2 separate regions of the Mus musculus genome follow, and region 2 is linked to region 1. The links are chromatin loops, found by intact Hi-C in ENCODE. Cell type or tissue: heart. All regions are shown on one strand. Each heading gives the region's core, and the rest is flanking DNA. Links, peaks and the distances in the headings are about the cores only.

Region 1 (5,800 bases), core at 419-5,418:
CTTGAGTTCCATCCCTGGTTCTCTCTCTCTCTCTCTCTCTCTCTCTCTCTCTCTCAGGGGGAGTGGGGGTGTGCATGTGTGTCTATCTCTGTCTCTGTCTCTGTCTCTTTCTCTGTCTTGGTTTGTCTCTCTCACACATACAAACATTTTTAAAATGTAACTTAAAAATAGCTTATTGATCTGGAGTTGGAAAGAGGGGTTAACAGGAGTCTTAAGAGGGCAAGAGAGGAGCCGGGCGGTGGTGGCTCACACCTTTAATCCCAGCACTTGGGAGGCAGAGGTAGGCGGATTTCTGAGTTCGAGGCCAGCCTGGTCTACAAAGTAAGTTCCAGGACAGCCAGGGCTATACAGAGAAACCCTGTCTTGGAAAAAAAAAAAAAAAAAAAAAAAAAAAAAAAAAAAAAAAAAAAAGAGGGCAAGAAGAGAGGAGGCTGGAGAGATGGCTCGGTGATTAAGAGCTCCGACTGCTCTTCCAGAGGTCCTGAGTTCAATTCCCAGCAACCACATGGTGACTCACAACCATCTGTAATGGGATCTGATGCCCTCTTCTGGTGTGTCTGAAGACAGCTATAATTGTACTCGTGTACATAAAATAAATAAATAAATCTTTAAAAAAAAAAACTAAAAAGAGGGCAGGAGAGGGTAATGAATATGACCCAAATATAATATACACATGCATGTACAGGTCACAATGAGACCCAATGTAATGTATAGATAATATATGCTTAGTGAAAAACATTTTTTGAGACAGGGTCTCACTGGATAGCTCAAGCTGTCCTGGAACTCACTCTATAGACCAGGCTGGCCTCGAACTCACAGAGATCTGCCTGCCTCTGCCTTCAGAGTGCTGGTATTAAAAAGTGTGCACCACCACTGCCCAGTATAAAAAAAAACACTTAAAAAATAATTTATTAAGCGAAATGTGATACATGGAGTCCTGGGTCCGATCCCTAACACCACATAAACAGTATGTACTGGGTAGGCTCAGCCAGGAGGATCAGCTGGACAAAACAGGCATAGCCTGTGCATGGGGGAGGGGGAGGGAGAGAAAAAGAAACGTTTTGAATTCCTACGTGTGCCCAGCAGCTTTGTTCAGTGAGTCAGCTCTCATTTCTCCAAACAAACATGAAGCACTTAAAATTTTTTCACATGCATTCTTGTGTGTGTGTGTGTGTGTGTGTGTGTGTGTGTGTGTGCAGGTGCTATGGCAGCCATGTGGAGGTCAGAGGTCAACTTGCAGGAGTTACTTCTTCCATCATCTGAGTTCTCAGGGTTCAAACTCAGGTCATCAGACTTGGTGGCATCCGGGTTACAAGTACCTTTGCCCACTGAGCAATCCTGGCAGCCCCACACAGTATTTTGAAACCTGCTGCACTTCACCCATGATTTGGGTAGAGTTGGGAGGGCACAAGACTACCTCAAAAATAATTTTACCTTAATAAAGTTCAGATGCTCCAAGATGAAGATTTATGCACTTTTCCATCTGTCTCTGCCACTTTTTCCAAACACTCCAAAACAAGTTGTTTTTCCTGACATGTTACCCTGGCTCTGGCCACCAGGGCAGTAGAAACAGAATTGATGGCAGGTGTGTGTGTGTGTGTGAGAGAGAGAGGTTGGAATTGTCTTGATCCTGAATATGACACTTGCTCTGGGTATGTGCATGTGTGTACACATGATTGATTGATTGATTGATTGGGACACTCTCCGGAAGTTTGATTGCCTGCAATACTTTTCTCTATCTATTGTGACTTACTGCACTGTCATTTAGTTATCGTTTAGCTTGTTTATATGGTGATTTCCAAGTCCTCAGTGTTGAGTGGAGGTTCTGATCCTGGGACACTGGTCGTTATACACAACTTCAAATCTGGCCTCCTTGCTTTGTATTCTCGGTGTCCCTCGTGTCCCCACATACCTCTATCCTTGTCCCAGCCATCTGCTTCCCAGATGGTCCAGCCTCGGGTCGGCTTCCCTTTCCCAGTTGGTCCAGCCTCAGGCCTGTCTGATGGCCCAAGCTCACATTCTAGGCCACTGGCCTCCAGCCCCCGCCCATCCCGACAACTCTCTTCCAGAATCACAGCAACTCCGACGTGGTCTCCATCATCTGCAACCTGAGGCTGGCCCCCAGCCAGGAGACCAGCTTCTACCTGGTGGGAAACCTGTGGCTGACATCTCTGAAAGCAGTAAGTTAGACCCTCAGCAGGACTGGAAGGAAGGGAGGAGGTGGCTGTGGGGGGAGTCTCCAACCTGGGGCTGCCTGAGAGGGAACAGAGGCTCCCAGAGCCGGCTCTGAAGAAGGCCCTGGTCTTACAGCTCAAGTACAGGTCTCTGAAGATCACAGTCAACGCCGCCTTGCAGAGGCAGTTCCACAGCCCCTTCATCTTCCGAGAGGAAGACCCTAGCCGCCAGGTGAGCTCCAGGGAGTCCAAAACCGGGAGGGGGGGAATGGGGGGGGACGACAGGTGTAGCATTCAGGAAATGCTAGGATGTAATCCTAGCATTCAGGAAATGAAGACAAATCCTTGGTCTTTTTCACTAGCTAGCCTAGCTCCAGGTCAGTGAAAGACTATCAAAAGAAAAAAAAAAAAAGCACTCGTGCAAACACACACACATACATATACACACCACACACACACACACACACGCAGAGCAGACTGGCAAGAGACCAGACTCAAGCATTGGCGTGGTACCTCAGCGTGCTAGGCTCTGTGCTGTGGGAAAAAATAAAGAGACGCCTGTGTGTCTCACAGAGTTTCACACAGAGGATACTGAGACCACACACCCACACCCATGAACCTAAAGGGTGGCTCCCTGATTGGCTGCCCCACAGTGAAGTTGTCTTGGGCTTGCTGGTGGAGCCTGAACTTGCATCCCTCCCTTGCCTAGAGACTCAGCTCTAAAGGAGTGCAAGCAGCAATGGGTGTGGTAAGGGTGAGGGCAGGATTTAGAGGGCTCCGTGCTGGGCTCTTTTTTAACTAGACAAAACCACATAGGCCAGCATTACCTTGACTTCCAGACAGAGAAAAAGAGGTGAGGCTTTGAGAGATAGCTACTGTCCTAAACAAGTCGGGTCTTAGAGAACAATTAGGGCTTGTGTAAACGGGGCAGCTGGGAGTAGGGCTTTGCTGCCCCCTACTGTTCATATCTCAGAAGTGCTGGTTGAGCTGTAGGCTCTGGCCACTCACCTATACACCTCAGGAGATGCTGGGTTAAACAAACAGGCATAAAGGAGAAGAGGGGAAAAAGGCAGGCTTGGCAAAGGGACACCATCAGGCTGTTTCGGTAATTGCACCCTTCCAGGCATAGAACATCACGGGTCAAGGCCCAGAAGCAGTTCTCAGGGATTCTCCTAAGAACTGTGGTAACTGAGGGTTAGCCCCACATCCTGGTGGTCTGTCCCACCCTGGGGCCCCAGCCTAAGCCTTGAATCTCCTGACACCTCTGCCCCTCTGAGGGAAAGGGCACCAGCTACCTCCTTTCAACCATGTGTTTCTTCATTCTGCATGGGATGGGGGTCCATCCCTTTCCCCAGCCCCCAGCCTGGGCGGCAGATTCATAAGCAGTTGAACACAGTAGTAACCAAGCATGGGAGAAGTCAGGAAGTGCGGCCATGCTGAGGGAAGCAGATGGACAGAGTGGCCAGGGAGCCGTTTCTGGAGATGGCCCTGGGTAGTAATTCTTCAAAGATGTGTCAAGTGTCAGGAAGCCCCTCCCCCGTTAACCATCCCTCCCCCCCCCCCATGAGTATCTCTGTTTTGTTTAGTTTTCTAGTTTTTGAGACAGGGTTTCTGTATAGCCTTGGCTGTCCCAGAACTCACTCTGTAGACCAGGATGGTCTCAAACTCAGGGATCCTCCTGCCTCTGTCTCCCCAGTGCTGGGAATAAAGGCATGCGCCACCACCACCACCTGGTTATCTCTTAGGTGAACTTTCTTCCTAGCCCAAGATGCCCTCAAAAAAAAAAAAATCCTATTGTACTGAGCGTGTCACTTGTAGTAGGTTATATAGTGCCCAGCATGGCTAGGTCAGTGGGCAAGGAAGGCAGCACAAAGGCCCACCCAGCCTTTGGGGATGAAGCAGAAACCATGGAAGGGTTGAGCCCTGTGCACACGCAAGCAGACCCACCGCACACCTCGAAGGCTTAACCCCTGCCTCTGTCTCAGAGGGAAAGCTGAGACTGTGTGAGGTGAGGCCTGAGTAGTGACCTGCCCAGAGTTGCCTAGGGAGTAATGTGAATGGTCCACCACCCAGCTAGCTGCTGTGGCTGTTTCTGCCTCACTCCATGCTCTGGAGACAGAGCAGGGGGCCAAGCTGAGAAGCCCCACTCAACTCAGGCCACCCCTGGCAGTGTTCTGTTTTGTTTTCTGGCTTCTTTCCCAGAAAGAAATCCGCACTCAAGAGTGAAATTCAGATGGAGTGAACACAGTTTGCTCAGTTGAGTTCCACACAGGGAGGTTGGGGAGCACGTGTAGGTATCTGGGGGAGTCGGTCACTCAAGGGCAGAGAGAACAGCCCCGTGGTAGCACGGAAAGCGGGAGCAGAGTGAGGGGCAGCGGATGCGGTCAGCAAGGCGAGAAGGACCACTGCCCTCCAAATGCCATGAGAAGATGTGATGTTCTGAGCAGGGACCGCCGCTCTGTCATCCGAGGGAAAGTGTTCCTCATACTGCAAGCTGAGGACAGGCGGTGGGGGTGAGACTGAGGTAGGGAGGCTGATGCAGACTCCAGCAAAAGATGACAGGACCAGAGCCAGGAGGCAGGAGGGCTGGCCACGTTCTAGGGGTTTCTGGAGTAGAATGAGATGGTTTGCTGATGGGCGCCATTGGATGTAAAAGGATGGCAAGCTGGCATAAAGAGTGTCACCACGGGCTGCTAAGGAAGCCGTGGTGGAAACAGGTCTGGAGGTGAGGGGGTCACAGTCAGGTGAACAGCTGGATGATCCAGAACCTGGAGTGCAGAGGAAGACAGAAGTGAGAGCGAGGTCGAGAGCATAGTGAAGGCCACCTGGTGGGGCACGTTCACGGGGTCACGAGTGGGTCCCACAGCACCGAGGTCATCCTTCATTTGGAAAGAAAAAAGTCTGAAGAGGAACAGAAATAACCCAGGCTGAACTATGGTTTTTTGTTTGTTTGTTTGTTTTTTGTTTTTTTGTTGTTTGTTTGTTTTGTTTTGTTTTGTTGTTGTTTTTTGTTTTTTGTTTTTTTTGGTTTTTCAAGACAGGGTTTCTCTGTAGCCCTGGCTGTCCTGGACCTCACTTTGTAGACCAGGCTGGCCTCGAACTCAGAAATCTGCCTGCCTCTGCCTCTCAAGTGTTGGGATTAAAGGCGTGTGCCACCACGCCCAGCTATTTATTTTCTTTTTAAAAAACATTTATTTTATTGTTTAAAAATGTGTGTGTGTGTACACACATGTGGGAAGGTGCTTGCAGAAGTTAGAAGAGGGTATCAGATGCCCTGGAGCTGGAGATACAAGTGCCTATGACCTGCCCAAAGCGGGTCCTAGGCAGTACGCACACCATCTCTCCAGCCTCCTGTCTCCTTTTCTTTCTCTCTCTCCTCTCTCCTCACCCCTCTATCCTCTACCCTCTCCTCTTTCTCTCTCTCATCTCTCTCTCATCTCTCTCTCATCTCTCTCTCATCTCTCTCTCTCTCTCTCTCTCTCTCTCATCTCTCTCTCTCTCCCTTTCTTTCTGAATCAGGTTTTTTTGTAGTCCTAGCTGTCTTGGAATTCACTATATTTTGTTTTGTTTTTGTTTTGTTTTTGAGTCAGTTTCTTTGTAGTCCTGGCTATCCTGGAATTCACTAT
Region 2 (5,800 bases), core at 255-5,254, 160 kb before region 1:
CAGCCATGTTCTTGACAGCTTGGCCAGTTATGAGTATTCCAGAGTAATCACCTTCAAATAAACAACTCAACAAAACCTCTGACCAAGATTGAACTGCCTTTCTTTATCCCTTCATCCATTGATGGAATTAGAGCTATCTCTTACCTCGGCCAGCGTGAACACCGCTGTCATGAACATGCAAGTACAGGTGTACCTTTAACCTTGATTCTGAGTTGGTTTTTATTTTACTCATTAGTCATGAACTGTCCAAATGGCCACTTAGCTCATTTACACTTCTTTCCATATGGTAGTACTAGACATATGCCCATGCACACACACACACACACACACACACACACACACACACACACACACACACACACAGAGGGGAGGAGCTAGGCCTGAAGATGGAGGATGAGGGGACCATGAGCACCCGTGGGAGTATCGTGACTTACTTCATTTTAGTAATCTTTCATACTTTGATGAGGCACACATACTTTATCCTTAGCCGAGAGGGGCTGTCCCTGCCTCAAGAACTGTCCCTGAGTTAGGGCCTGAAGAGTGTGAGCCGAGGCTGGAAGGAGAATGTTTCACAGCCAGAAGTGGAGTGTGCAAGACATGAGCTGCCATTTTCTGAAGGACTCCTTGTGTTGCTCTGGTTTTCTCAGAGTCTGGGCAAGTACACCATTTAATCAATGCATGGGTGGGTCACCTAGGAGAGTGGAAGTTCGCCTAAGCATTTACTACTGCCAAGCTTGTAGTCAAGGTCCTCCAAGCTCTGGACCTCAGAGAGGATCCCATGTTTCACAGCACCACTAATTTCTAGCCCCTTGCTTGAAGGCTGGGGAACCTCATACTCTATTTGACCATCTTGACTGTCCTCTGTGGGAATCCTATCTGCTGGAAGCTAGGGGCTTCTAAGATGCCCAAAAGGAGGTAGCTTCCAAGGGCATCCCTTCTATCCCTGTAACTGTTCCTTTGGCCACTTTATTGGGTTCTTTTATCTACCGCCCTTCCCCACCCCAGTCCCTTCCAACCCCAACACTAGGTGGGCAAGAAGGAAGGTTAGAGGGAAAAGGGGGTGAAGAGTCCTTTAGACTACTTCCTGCTGATTGGGGGCAAGAACAATCTTCATCGGTGTATCTCTCCAACCAGCAATCCAGCAAACAGCAACACAGCAAACGCAACAGCAGGCACCAGCAGCAGCGGAGAGCAGCAGCAGTGGGAAGAGCAGCTGCTGTCCCCTCTAGGACTCTGGCATTTTGATACTCCCTCAAGAGTCCCCAGAATTCCAAATGTAAACTATCTTCAGCTGGCAGAATGACACCTCTGCCAGAGCAGGAGACAAATCATAGTCAGTTGCTGTAGACAATCTGAAGCAGCCCTATATCCCACATCTGGGATAAAACAAAAACATATTCACATAATATAACTAGGTTTGTTTGTTTGTTTGTTTGTTTTTCCAGAAACTGAAATTCTCACTACACATCCCTGTAACCACACCTGAGAAGTGGCCAGAGCTCACCTTTGTCAGAGTGGAGAGATGTGGATAGGAAAAGTGATAAACAAGTCCCTCCCATCCTCCTGGCACTTCCACGTGGCAGAAGCGACCACGGCTCCCACTCTGCTGTGTCTGAGTGTGACCAGGTGCCCAGCATTCTCTGTTGACTTCTGTAGTTGCTGCTAAGTGCTGCTTAGACTCAGTGAAGGACCATCCTTGGATGGGGTGTTTTGTGACCCTCCCTTGTCAGTAACAGAGACCCGGGCATGATGCCAGGGTCAGGGTCAGTGTTCCTGACCTCTTGCTAAGGTCTCCTGTGGCTCTGAGCTCTCTGTTTGTCCCAGCCATGAGGGACCACAGGCTGTGATGTCAGGCCTGGCAAAGGCTTTCCCAAGCATTCCTTTCAGCCAACCAACACCACATATGATTGAGCCTTCGGGGAAAAGACCTGAGGAAGAGCTTCAAGAACAGTCGAAAGGACATGAGGAAGGCGATCCGGTGCTGACAGCACTGTGTGAGTGATGGAGGGGCCACGTGAAATGGGTGGATCACCGCTCCAGACAGACTGACCACAGATGAAATCCCAGCTCCCTGCAGTTTCCTGCAGTGTGACCTCAGATGGCTTGCAAACCTTTCCAAGGTCAACCCCCACCCCGAATTTTGTGTGCATGTATGCATGTGTGTTCATTTGTGCTGATAAATGTGTGTATGCCTGGAGAGGTCAGAGGTCAATCTCTGGTGTAGTTCCTCGGGTGTCCTTACTTGTTCTTTCTTTCTTTCTTTCTTCCTTCCTTCCTTCCTTCCTTCCTTTCTTCCTTCCTTTCTTTCTTTCTTTCTTTCTTTCTTTCTTTCTTTCTTTCAGACAAAGCTTCTTTGTTGAGGCTGGCGGGCCATTGAGTCTCAGGATCCCTCTATCTTCTCTCCCCAGTTCCAGATGCAGCATGCTCCACCACATGTGGATTTGTGTGTGGTTTCTGAGCATTGGACTTGGGTCCTCCTGCTTATGCTTTGCTGACCAAGCTGTATCTCCGGGCACACTTTGTCACTTTGTCACCCACACCTTGTGATTGCAACTCTCCACAATAGATAATTGTGAGGGTTAAGGCAGACAAGTGCCAGTCTGTAAATTGGGTTTTTTTTTTTTCTGGTCTGCAAAGAGACCACAACAGTATGCAGCCCCCTTAGAGTCTTTTGGGAATGCTAGAAATCCAAGCATGCTCAAGTGGACATGCTGCATTAAATAGGTCTCAGCCAAAAGATTGGACTGTAAGTGGATTTTAAAACCAGCCAATCAAACAACAACAAAGAAACCAGCCCCATTGCCACCAAGGGTTTGGGAAGCACTGCTGGGAAGAATTCTGCTCTATTGGATCAGCTCCTAGGGATACTGGGGTTATCTCTCACCTTTATCTTTTGTGATGTTTCCTCCACACCTGGTGCTTTCAGCAAGATGATCAATGCTGATTCGAACCTTCAGCTTAGTCCCTCCCCTTGGCCTCTCTGCCTCCTGTAGAGCCTGCTTCTTACCACTAGACGGCAGCAGCTCCGCACTTCCGTATTCCAGCCCTCCCTACCAGCTCAGCCCTCCCTCCCACCCGTCCTCCCTCCTGCCCCTCCTACCCTTATTTTTGTTTGAGAAATGTTCGAGTTATCGAAATTTAGCAGTGTAGAGTGCGGCACATACCCTTCCCGAAGCCGCCACTATGTGCTTTCCTGCATCTATGCCAAGGAAGGAGCCCGGACTGTTTATCACCAGAAATCCATGCCTATCAGGGTGGCACTAGCTTTCTTCTAATGCCCCTTTTCTATCCTGGCACCCCATCCAGGATGCCTAGTCACATTGTTACTGTGCCCTGGTAGCCCTCTGTGGACATATTTAAAGCAGACCCCACCAAGGACTTTCTCTCTGCAGGAACCTCAGTGGCTCCACACTGGAAGCTCTGCTCCTGTCATGCTCTGTCCCATGCTATTTTAAACTCTTCATTTCCTGTATGCTCTACCCACCTGATACAGGTGTCTTCTGAAACGATCAGAGCTCGAGGCTGTCTGTCCTTATCAGGGTCTGAAAATGTTTCTCTCCATCCCTTCTGTTCTGGCTCACCTATTTCTGATCATTTCTGTAGTGCACTCCCAGTTAATTGTGGATGTCTTTACTTAGCATCCACTCTGTTCAGCTGCCCTGTCTTTCTCCCCACTAGATACCAGCCTCCAAGACTATAGCTCTGTGGCCTTGCAAACAGGAGGCATCCAGTTATGGCACATCAAGTGAGTATTTGATTGTTCTGACTCTTTTTTTTTTTTAACCTATTCATTGGACTAAATATACCCTAGTGTACTAGCTAGTTTTGTGTCAACTTGACACAGGCTGGAGTTATCACAGAGAAAGGAGCTTCAGTTGAGGAAATGCCTCCATGAGATCCAGCTGTAAGGCATTTTCTCAATTAGTGATCAAGGGGGAGGGCCCCTTGTGGGTGGTACCATTCCTGGGCTGGTAGTCTTGGGTTCTATAAGAGAGCAGGCTGAGCAAGCCAGGGGAGGCAAGCCAGTAAAGAGCATTCCTCCATGGCCTGTGCATCAGCTCCTGCTTCCTGACCTGCTTGAGTTCCAGTCCTGACTTCTTTTGGTGATGAACAGCAGTATGGAAGTGTAAGCTGAATAAACCCTTTCCTCCCCAACTGCTTCTTGGTCATGATGTTTTGTCCAGGAATAGAAACCCTGACTAAGACACCTAGCAATATACCCTAGTAGATATATCCAACCTCTTCTTTAAATTACATTGTGTGTGTTGGAGTGGTAGTATTGTCAAGGTATGTGTGTGTGTGTGTGTGTGTGAGAGAGAGAGAGAGAGAGAGAGAGAGAGAGAGAGAGAGAGAGAGAGGACAAACTGGGAGTCAGTTATCTCCTTTTCCCATGTGGGTTCTGGGGATCAAATTCACGTTTGCAGGTATGTCTCCGCGTACCTTTGCCAGTTAAGCCACCTCACCAGCCCTGTATCCAACCTTTTGACTTTGTGACATGACTTTGTCACCTATAGATTTCACACTTGAGAACCTTGCAATCAGGTTACCAAAACAAAAACAAATAGACCAAAACTCTCCTAATGTTTCAGATACGTTTGCAGTTCTGTTGGGATGCATTCATCCCTGGGTTTGTAAAGCCTACAGACCTTGGGCTGGCAGAGCTGGCAGAGTTAAGGTGAGCCCTGCGTGCATGCAGAACATGCTATATCACACACACACTACACACTGGTGATATCACTGTCCCGGCTGCAGATGTATTTGTACCCATCCCCTCTGTTCAGAGGCAGATGCAAAGTTCTATAGCTTTAAAAGGACTCAGGGCCCTGTGGTAATAGCTCAATCTATTCAATGTTTGCTGCCCAGGTGGTGAGGACCTGAGTTCAGTTCCCAGAACCGATGTAACCAAAAGCTAAGCACAACAGTGTAATTAATCCCTCTATTGAGAGAGCAGAGACAGGTGGATCCCGACGTTCACTGGCCGGCCAGCCTCCCCTAATCCATGAGCGCCAGACCAATGAAAGACCCAGTCTCAAAATAAGACGGATGGCTCCTGAGAACTAACCTCTGAGGTTGTCCTCTGGCCCCATGCACATGTGCATCAAATTGGGGGCAACACACACACACACACACACACACACACACACACACAGAGAGAGAGAGAGAGAGAGAGAGAGAGAGAGAATTTTTTAAAAAGAGCCCAGAAAAGAGGCATGGGGCTGGAGCTGGGATTTGCCCAGTGACAAATCTTAATCTGTGAGACTTCAGCCAGTTGCGGAGGAGGTGTTTAGGAAAAGCCCTTCTCTGTTGGGTGCTTCTGGAGTCGTGCCTGTCTGCCTATGACGAGAGTGCCAACCACAATGTCCTCGAACACATATTAATACAGTGACAATTGTCTCTAGAATGAAGTCACCCAGACAAGGCAGGGACTGGCAGATGGCCCTTTTTGGTCAGACATGGCAGGCAGGGCTTCCAGCCACACAGGCAGGACACTCCAGGGCTAGTCATCGGATGCTGGGGAGGCGTCCTTAGGCAACATCTCTGTGGTCAGAGGACCAGAAGTGGGAGGGCGCAGTCACTCCTCAGCCCATCCGTTTCCTAAACATTGGGGGATGTCTTCTCTGAGTCAGATTCCACCATGTTGGAGAGAATGTGACAACTGTGATCCCACACATTAGTCACTTAAGAAAAACTGTAGCCCAGGCTCAGAATGTGGTGACATTTGTGGAATTCCTGTCAGTAAGCTGCCCTGAGTCAGAGGATTTGTTTGCTGAGGAAGGCTTAGGAGTAGCTCTGGCTAACC

Evidence for each region. A loop is a pair of places that touch in the nucleus more often than their neighbours do. Peaks named below come from ENCODE experiments on the same cell type or tissue, not always from the same donor. Only the 100,000 strongest peaks of a DNase experiment are listed, where the experiment ranks them.
Region 2: it touches region 1 in a loop (2.9-fold over the local background); 11 of 42 quality-filtered maps call a loop at or near these places.

What each region holds. Positions count from the first base shown.
Region 1 is chr9:62,774,544-62,780,343 of GRCm38, forward strand. Itga11 (integrin alpha 11) reads left to right here. Exons shown (of 30, transcript NM_176922.5): 27 at 2,070-2,180; 28 at 2,311-2,406. Among named protein-coding and RNA genes, the nearest start is that of Fem1b, 34 kb to the right of the region's middle. In heart, for the core only: a CTCF peak has its summit at 3,134 (motif pointing left); a DNase peak (open chromatin) is centred at 3,168; H3K27ac peaks cover 268 bases.
Region 2 is chr9:62,619,310-62,625,109 of GRCm38, forward strand. No RefSeq gene overlaps it. Among named protein-coding and RNA genes, the nearest start is that of Gm39353, 28 kb to the right of the region's middle. In heart, for the core only: a CTCF peak has its summit at 3,004 (motif pointing right); no DNase peak of the experiment used is centred there; H3K27ac peaks cover 249 bases.